Regions from separate parts of the Homo sapiens genome. Here region 2 is linked to region 1. The links are chromatin loops, found by intact Hi-C in ENCODE. Cell type or tissue: PC-3. All regions are shown on one strand. Each heading gives the region's core, and the rest is flanking DNA. Links, peaks and the distances in the headings are about the cores only.

The links. A loop is a pair of places that touch in the nucleus more often than their neighbours do. Peaks named below come from ENCODE experiments on the same cell type or tissue, not always from the same donor. Only the 100,000 strongest peaks of a DNase experiment are listed, where the experiment ranks them.
Region 2: it touches region 1 in a loop (2.0-fold over the local background); 1 of 110 quality-filtered maps calls a loop at or near these places.

The regions. Positions count from the first base shown.
Region 1 is chrX:37,598,064-37,602,464 of GRCh38, forward strand. The region is part of intron 1 of LANCL3 (LanC like family member 3); the gene reads left to right. Among named protein-coding and RNA genes, the nearest start is that of LANCL3, 29 kb to the left of the region's middle. In PC-3, for the core only: no CTCF peak of the experiment used is centred there; a DNase peak (open chromatin) is centred at 1,898.
Region 2 is chrX:37,662,367-37,666,767 of GRCh38, forward strand. All of the region lies in intron 3 of LANCL3 (LanC like family member 3), which reads left to right. Among named protein-coding and RNA genes, the nearest start is that of XK, 21 kb to the right of the region's middle. In PC-3, for the core only: no CTCF peak of the experiment used is centred there; no DNase peak of the experiment used is centred there; H3K27ac peaks cover 434 bases.

The DNA.
Region 1 (4,401 bases), core at 320-4,319:
CCTTATCAGAAATATGATTTGCAAATATTTTCTGCCAACCTACAAAAGTAGGTTGTCTTTTAACTGTGTTGATGGTTTCCTCTGAAGCACAAGTTCTTAATTTTTATAAAGTCCAGTTTATCAACTTTATCTTTTGTTGCTCATATTTTTGGTATCATATCTAAGAAGACTTTGTCTAAATTGAATTCATGATCTTCTCCATTGTTTGTATCAATGCTTTGCTACCTTGGCTGCCCATTAGGATCACCTGGGGAGTTTTAAAAATTCCTGAGTCCAGGCCATGCTCCAGACAAATTAAATCTGAATCTCCTGGGCCAGGTCCTAGGCATCAATAATTTTAAAGTTCTTCAGGTAATTCCAGTGTGCAACCGAGGTAGAGCACTCTGATATGCAGTATCTAGTCAATTATAGTAATCTGTCTTTTGTAAGATGCATTTTTATGTACCAGTAAGAAAGAGAAAAATCACTGTCAATCAAAATGACACAACACCTTCTTATCACTTAGGATTTTATACTTATTGAAGGACAAGTATAACTTATCTTTTAAAGTTATTTAGACATTGATTTTATCATGTATCACTCATGTGTATACCTAACAGAAAAATATAAGCAAGATACGTTCATTAAGATATTCATAAAACTTTCTTACAGTCGGACTTCTACAGTCCTGAATCACTTCTTCCTCAGTCACTGATTTCCGTGATTTTTCACAAAGTACCTTCCTTTGTACCATCAAAAGCAGTAGTGATGCAGAATTTCTTAAAAGAGTGTTCCACTTTGTCTGTGGCATTTTTTCCCAAGTAGTTGACACCTAGTTTGAAGGTTTTGATGCACATGCACAGACCACGAGAGTCACGTCCTACTGCCTCCTGGCCGATGGTGATTTTGACATATATTCCAATTTCAAAGATGTTAAGATTTTTTTAAAAAAGTATATCTTGGAATTGATAAAATTATGTAGTTTTTTTATAATAGGAAAAGGGACTTCGAAGTATCTAGACTAGTGCTACTCAAAGTATGGCTTGCAGGTCAGTGCCATTCTGCAAATTTGTTACTAGTCTACACGATGTAAGTATAGAAATTTGAGGTAAGCACTTAGGAACTTTATGAACAATTAGACTGAGTAATTAGAGTGAGTTTTCTCCGGTAATTTCTCTGGTGATGTATCAGTATGTTATTTTGTGAAAATATCAGTCCATTATGGATTAGACATTTAAATAAAAACAAGACTATTTCTTCACCAATGATAGTTTGAATACTATTGATCCTAGTGGTTCTGAAATTTTAGTGTTCATCAGAGTCACTTGACCCAGACTGATAAAGCACAAGTTGTTAGCCTTACATAGATCTGGGGTAGGGTGGGATAATTTGCATTTCTAACAAGTTGCTAGGTGATGCCAGTGCTGCTGATCCAAGTACCACACTTTGAGAACCACTGTCCTAGACCACTATAATGCTGGCAGCAGAAATTTTGCCAACGGTTTCCAGCTTAATTTGTAGAACACAAAGTCCTGATGCTCTCTTGGAAAGTTTCAGCTTCCAGTGATCACTCTTAGTGAAGTTAGAATAACTTCTTTAAAACTCAGTTTAATCTCCTCTCCTTGGTGCACTGTTCAGAGCACCACAACATACAGTGGCATAATCACTGTAGGCTGCAGAGTATATGTGATCATGTTTGGTTAGATGTTCACAGTCTTCTTAGAAGAGCAAAACATGAATTTTATTTTTCAAGTGAATTGGTGCTATGATGGGTATAATTAAGCTCCCAGTTCTGAGAATTCTGTGGGCACTCTGTTGACAGCATTCTAGAGACTGGCTGCTCAAGTAGCACAAATATCCAAGGTAACCCTTTCCAGTGGCATAAACCAGGCAGCCTGCCAGACTTCTGAGATATTTGTATTGGCTCATCGAGGTGACAGGAAGAAGTTTGTTTATAAAAAATCGGCATTGTGTATCCATGACATGCTTCCCAGAAACAAATATTGTTATCATTGTCATCTTAAAGAATAAAGTAGCCCCCCCTTATCCTCAGTTTCACTTTCTGTGGTTTCAGGTGCCTTTGGTCAACCACAGTCTGAAAATAGGTGAGTATAGTACAATAAGATATTGAGAGAGAGAGGGAGACCACATTCACATAACTTTTATTACAGTATATTATTTTAATTGTTCTATTTTATTATTAGTTATTTTTGTTAATCTCATACTATGACAAATTTATAAATTAAACTTTATTGTAGGTAGTTATGCATAGGAAAAATAACAGTATACATGGGGTTCGGTAGTACTTGAGGTTTCAGGCATCCACTGGGGATCTTAGAATGTATCCCCTATGGATAAGGATGGACTAGAATATATATCAACCTCAGAGACCTTAATAAATGACCCATTAGGGAAAAATTAATATCATTGGATGAGTCAAATATATTAATTATTGGTGCCACAGGCAGAGTAACCTTCCTTCTTGCCACCATGGCAAATGCTGCTAATCTTTTCAGTGTCCACAGGCAACATCTGTAGCCCTCTGAATATTAGATGATGCATGCCTTTCACTGGGATGGGAATAATTAACACCCTGGTATTGTAACCTGCTATGAACCTTATTAGAGTACTAATTCAGTACTTCTCAAACTTTCATGCACCTGAATCACTTGGAGAACTTGTTAGGGGGCTGGGATGGGGCCTGAGATTCTGCATTTCTTTTAAGCTCCTAGTTGATATCTGTGTTCCTGGTCTGAGGACCAAGTGTTAAGTGACAGGATGCGAAACACTTTTGAACCCCTGCTTTTGTAAGGTCGCCTGTCTGACAAACTAGCAAGTGGGACAGTGGTATAACCCTTTACCAGAAGCTTAGCCCACTCACCCAAAGTGGTCATTGCCTGTGTCTCTACTCAGTAAAAACATTCAGCTGACACTAGGGATACTATTCGTGTTGGAAACCACTCCTTTTATGTCTATATACTTTAAGATATTTTTACCTTGGGCATGAAAAATGTCAAATTTATTTCCATCAGAAAATGCTGTTTGGTGGGGGAAGAGTTGTCATGAGTAGCATATTGTGGGTAATTGCATAGCATAATATCAGAGAAAAGCCCCCAAATACTAAGGAAAGATAAAAGATGCAGCCTCTGTGATATGCCACTTAATGATGTCCTCAGAAAGCCACAGCTTTCCCTTGTAAATTTCAACTTATGATCAATGATCAGTTGTGCATGGGATGAGTACTGCTTTAATAAAATGATAATTTCATTGCTTCCTTTGGTCTTGGGTGAAACTCGAGTGACGAGATATTATTGAGTCTGTGTGCAGTCATGGCTCATTGTGGATACTTAGCATGCTTCTATTCTCAAGGAGCACATTACAGTAAACTAACAAGAATTATTTTAAATAATGAAATCTACCCAGATCTGAGGGCAAATGCTAGATTCCTTTCCTGGATAAATGTCAGTTAGCAATGCTTTTAGCTGCAAATGATAGAAAATATGACTTACAGTGCCTTAAAATAGGGTTATTTTTCTAATACATAAAAAAGTCTGGAAGTTGGTGGCTGCTAGCAAATGAGTTCAATGAGTTGGTGATGTCAAGGCCAGTGTCTCTGGACTTCATTGCCTTTTTTGCCTTATGGTTGCAGATAATGTGTGGAAGCTCCAGATACCATGTCTATGTTCAAGGCAGGAAGAAGAGTGAAGTCTGTACCAGATATGTCTGAACTTATCAGGGAAACGAAAGCTATCCAATAAATCTCCAGCAAATTTCTTTTTATGTCTATTGAGCAGAACTGTTACATGGCCATGTAAGGGAATCTGGAAAGCTTGCATTTATCTGGCCTACCTTGAAAAATATTGGGGTCCTATTAGCAAGAAAGAAGGGAGAGATTGCTACTGGGTAGGCAACAAACTGGTGCCATGCCAAAAGTAGCTAGAAGTAAAATTTCCCCGCCTGATGTGATTAAACTTCGTTCTTAGCAGAATGCAATGATCATTTCTAGGAAAAAGAGTGAGTGTATTGGGGCAGGTTGGGAGTTTTGGTAGAGAGAAGAAGCAAAGGTCAAACAGTATTTTGACATCCAAACTCCACTCCCTCCCAGTGAGAAATTATACATATATATATAGTTTTGAAGTAACAAACTATACCTGAATTCAAAAGGAAAGGCAAACAGACATCATGTTATGCATGCAAAGCAGTTTGCAAATTCAACAACAGAATTTCTAAAGTCATAATTATGGCAGCTCCCCTTATTCTGCAGTCTTTTTAGAAAGTTCAAGTATTAAACAGCTTGTGTTGTCAGCTTAATGAATCTCTAATGATTTTGAAAGAAAACTCTGTACCATTAATTATCATTAGAATGCCTCTTGGGACACTTCAAGATTCCATTTTTGATAAGAAGCAACCCATAAGGTCTTT
Region 2 (4,401 bases), core at 186-4,185, 64 kb after region 1:
TCCTTGACTCTGCATGAAGTACAGGAGTGGGTATTTTTTTAAAAAAACTCATTTCATAAAAGCTCTTGGGTAGGTGACTTTGAATAAAGAACAACAAGGCTTTTGCAGTGCAGATATCGTTGGTCATTAAGCTCTGTAGTGCGCACTGTACAATGCATGCCTCAGCGGAATTACACAACCCAGAATGGACCTCAGTGGTGATTCTCCAGTGTGTTGAAGCTATACGTGCCAAGTGTGGCTGTCACAAGGTCCTATTAGATCCCATATTTTCAAAAGTTTAGTCTCTCAAAACATATTTATTAAGTAATAATTCTTTTTCCCAGTTGCATTTGGCAAAGTCATACATCATTACTGACTCAGGCTTCTTATCAATGCACAATAATTAGTGTTCCTATGATGAAATGATGTGGCTCCTGGTTCCTATCAAAAGCAAAGAAACCCACCATTCCTTTTTTTTTTTTTTTAATTAAGCAGCCTTATTGTGGCTTCCATTATGCTGGGTTAGGAGCCAACAGGTTTACTAAATTTTGGTTTAGAAGTTTTGCGAGGTCACTTCCATGTAACATTCTGTGATCCAGGATGCAGGAAGAGGCTCTTTCACCCTGGCCAGAACCACAGGATCAATACCTTTTAAGCGTTCTGGGGCTCATGGCCTGGTACAGCAATTAGACCATCTCACCCTTCTTCCTTCTACATCTCTCATCTATACCCCAGTATCAGCCTGTGCTGGGTTGAGAAATGGGGCACTTTATGGTCAACAGACATGTATGAGGTTCTTGGCATTTGCCAGACACCATGCCACACACTAGTGGAACAAAAGTGAACAACATACAGTTTCTGCTCTTGAGTAGTTTGCACTGTATTAGGGGAGGCAGCCATGGAAATAGGTAATTTTAACTGGGTTCTGTGTAAGTGCTAAAGTTTGTATAGGATCAATGAAATCTCAGAGGGGTTCCTCATGCTGCCTTCAGGTCCAGGGAAGGCTTCCTGGAGGTTGTGATGCCTAAGGTAAGTTAGCCAGATCAAGAAAGGTACAAAGCTTGTTCCAAGCAAAGTGAACCACATTGGTAGTAAGAAGCATGGAAGCACTGTAGGTGGTTTGGTTCTACTGAAGTGAAAAGTTTCAAGAAGGGAATGGAGGAAAAGAGGTGGGAAAATAGAAAAGGAGCTCAGTCACAAGGGGCTTTCTGTGTCATGCTAAGGCATCTGGGTAATAGGGAGTCATTTAGTAGTTTAAGCAGGGGAATGTCATGGTCAGATTACGGTCCTAGAAAGGTCATTCACTCTGCCACAGAATGAATTTAAGGCATGGCAGACCTGGGGACAGGAGGCTAAAGCAATCATCTAAGAAGGACACCTAGAGCCTGAGAGAGGCCAGCAAGAGCAGGGTCTTCCCACCCACCTTCCTTTGATTGGCTGTAATACCCTCCTTCTTCACCAAGCTCTTTCCTCAGGTTCTAGAATTAGAGCTTGGTATCAAGAGGAACCTGTAAGGGAGCAGGGAAGCAGAACAGGCCAAAGAGGAGCATGTCTTACCTGGAGACTAGCTTCACCCTGAGTCTGAGGAGAAGCTAAGAAACACAGTTTACATCAAGAAGCTGGGTCTCTCTTGAGGCAAGGAAGTCAATATTTTGTATCCCTGTGTCATCCCTGTGAGGGGTGGCTGCATAGCATAGCCTCTCATTTGTCTGAGGGCAAATCTCTCAAGAAGATGCAGCAGTGAGCTTTGTTAGTTGCCAACTTTCACAGGAACTGGGAAATGAGGCACTTGCTGGCAAGGTAAAGCTGATCCATGCAGGTCATCAACAGCATCCAGTACACCTTGCTAATTCCTTATCAACCCCCAATAATCAGGTTAGATGGTGTCACCCCTCTAGTAGTCATCTCCTTCTACCAAGTGTGTGCTAGGGGCCCTCCTGTGTGCTTCCATGAGACTTCTATTTCCCCTCACATAGTCTAATTAATACTTCCAGTTAAGCTGAAAAACACCATGAAGATAGATGCTTTTTAAAAGCTTAACACCTGCTACTGTGCCTGGCATATAGCAGATGCCCAATTAATATAGAAACACTTACCAAGTTCTGTGAAATGTCTCTTTCATTGACTTTCTATTTTTTTAGAGAAGCTTTTTTTGTTTCTTTTTTTTATTGAGGTGAAATTTACATAATATACAATTAACCACTTTATTATTTTTTATTTTCTCCACTTTTACTTTGATTCAGAGGGTACATGTGCTGGTTTGTTACATGGGTAAATTGCATGTCACTGGGGTTTGGCGTACAAAGGATTTTGTCATGCAGGTAGTGAGCATAGTACCGAATAGGTAGTTTTTCAACCCTTACCCTCTTCCTACCCTCCCTCCTCAAGTAGGCCCTGGTGTCTATTGTTCCTATCTTTGTGTCCATGTGTTCTCATCATTTAGCTCCCACTTATAAGTGAGAACATGTGGTGCTTGGTTTTCTGTTCCTGCATTCATTTCCTAAGGATAATGGCCTCCAGCACCATCCATGTTCCTGGACATAATCTCTTTTTTTATGGCTGCATAGTATTCCATGGTGTGTATGTACCACATTTTATTTATCCATTCCACCACTGATGGGCATCTAGGTTGACTCCATGTGTTTGCTACTGTGAATAGTGCTGTGATGAACATACACGTCATTGGCTTCATTTTTGTCTTTCTGCTAACATAACCAGCTCACAGCTACCCTGTTACCCTTCTTTAGGTCTCTCCTGATACCACTAAAATTGGGACATTTTGTCCATAATAATCACATTGTCATATAAAAAATAAAAGCCAACCAATCCAAAGCAAAAACACTTCCATTGATTCCCTGATGACCACAGAGTACAGTCCAAGCTATCTAATTAGATTTGTAAAACCATCCATAATCAGAACCCAGTCTAGCCTTCTTCCCCACTGGTCTGTTGGTTAGAACATTGCCCCACTAGCCTTCATGTGGCTTCTTCCTGCCTCCATGTCTTTGCCCTTGCTAATCTTAGTGCTAGATAGAATGCCCTCCCTGCTTCATCTTGGGCCTGGAATTCTCTATGTATCCTTCAAAGTTCTGAAAAAGTGCTCCTTCCATTTAAGGCCTCATCTAACTATCTCCGTAGGGAACTTCCACCTTTCTGATTCTGCTAGTATTATTGAGAGAACCATTTATTTTATGTTCCAGCAGCATCATGAAATATATATCCTATTATGTATCAGTCATATGCATATATTTTTATCTCCCTTTTTAGAGAGTGCCTTCCTGAAGGGTAGGAGTCATGTTTAGCATTTATTCAATATCACCCAGGGCTGGAACTGACTATATAATTTGGGAGGCCCATAGCAAAATGAAAATGCAAGTTATTTTTAGAAAAATTATTAAGAATTTCAAGGTGGTAATAGCAGAGCATTAAACTCAACATGGAACCCTTTTAAGGAGTATGGGCTGTAGGCCTGCACAGGTGGCATGCCCATGATTCCAGCCTTGTCTAGGGCTGTGCGTACAGTACATAATCAATGACTACTCTCAAATGAATGGATGCAATGAATGAATGAATGTATGAATAAATAAGTTCAGTTCTTTTAATATCATCATTTAGTTTGTGCAAGGTACTTTGTTCCTAAAACTGAGGTAGGAGAATGCTGTAGGTAAACATTGTCAGTAGTTGACTGGAAAGCATTGACTGAACAAAGAGCTTGTTGCTTTGTAAGTATTAACCACAGGCTATATTAAAGGATACACTTAAAAAGGGTATGAAATCATGACTCTCATACAAATATAAAAAGAATATGTATGAACCATTTTACTGAGCTCATTATTTAATGAGGGAACCAGAAAGATGTTACAACTGTTTCAAAGGGAAATCCAAAGAGTAGACATATTTATATAGGCCATTAGGAATGCTGAAATAAATTTGCTTAATAGATGCAAAACTGGCTTCTTCCACAGAGGCAGAGGGAAGTCAACCTCTACCAGACAGAGTGTGAGTTTCTAGGGACAGAAAATATTTACATTACTATCAGTTTTCTACAAGACAATTTCTATCTCTACAGAGTTGTAAAATAGCCTAGTCAAAGCAATGAAAGGCAATGATAACCCTGATTGATGAGGTAGTCAAGATACCAGCTATATTTCAGTCTTTCACACTTTTTATATAGGAGAAAGGTAGGCTATGCAGGAGAGAATGTGATCTTGTGATACCAACCTCCTCACTGAATATGAACACCCAGAACTTGGGGAAAATCATTTCTATTAATAGCTGTTGCTTCTCTTGTTTCTCTTGTAACTGATACTACTTTTGTTGAAGAGCTTTGAAGGAACAGTTCTTTCCTTGGAACAATCAGGGTGGGAAGGACTCACTTCACAGCTAAAGTAGAAGTCTTGGCAAGATCCTTCTGGAGCATTG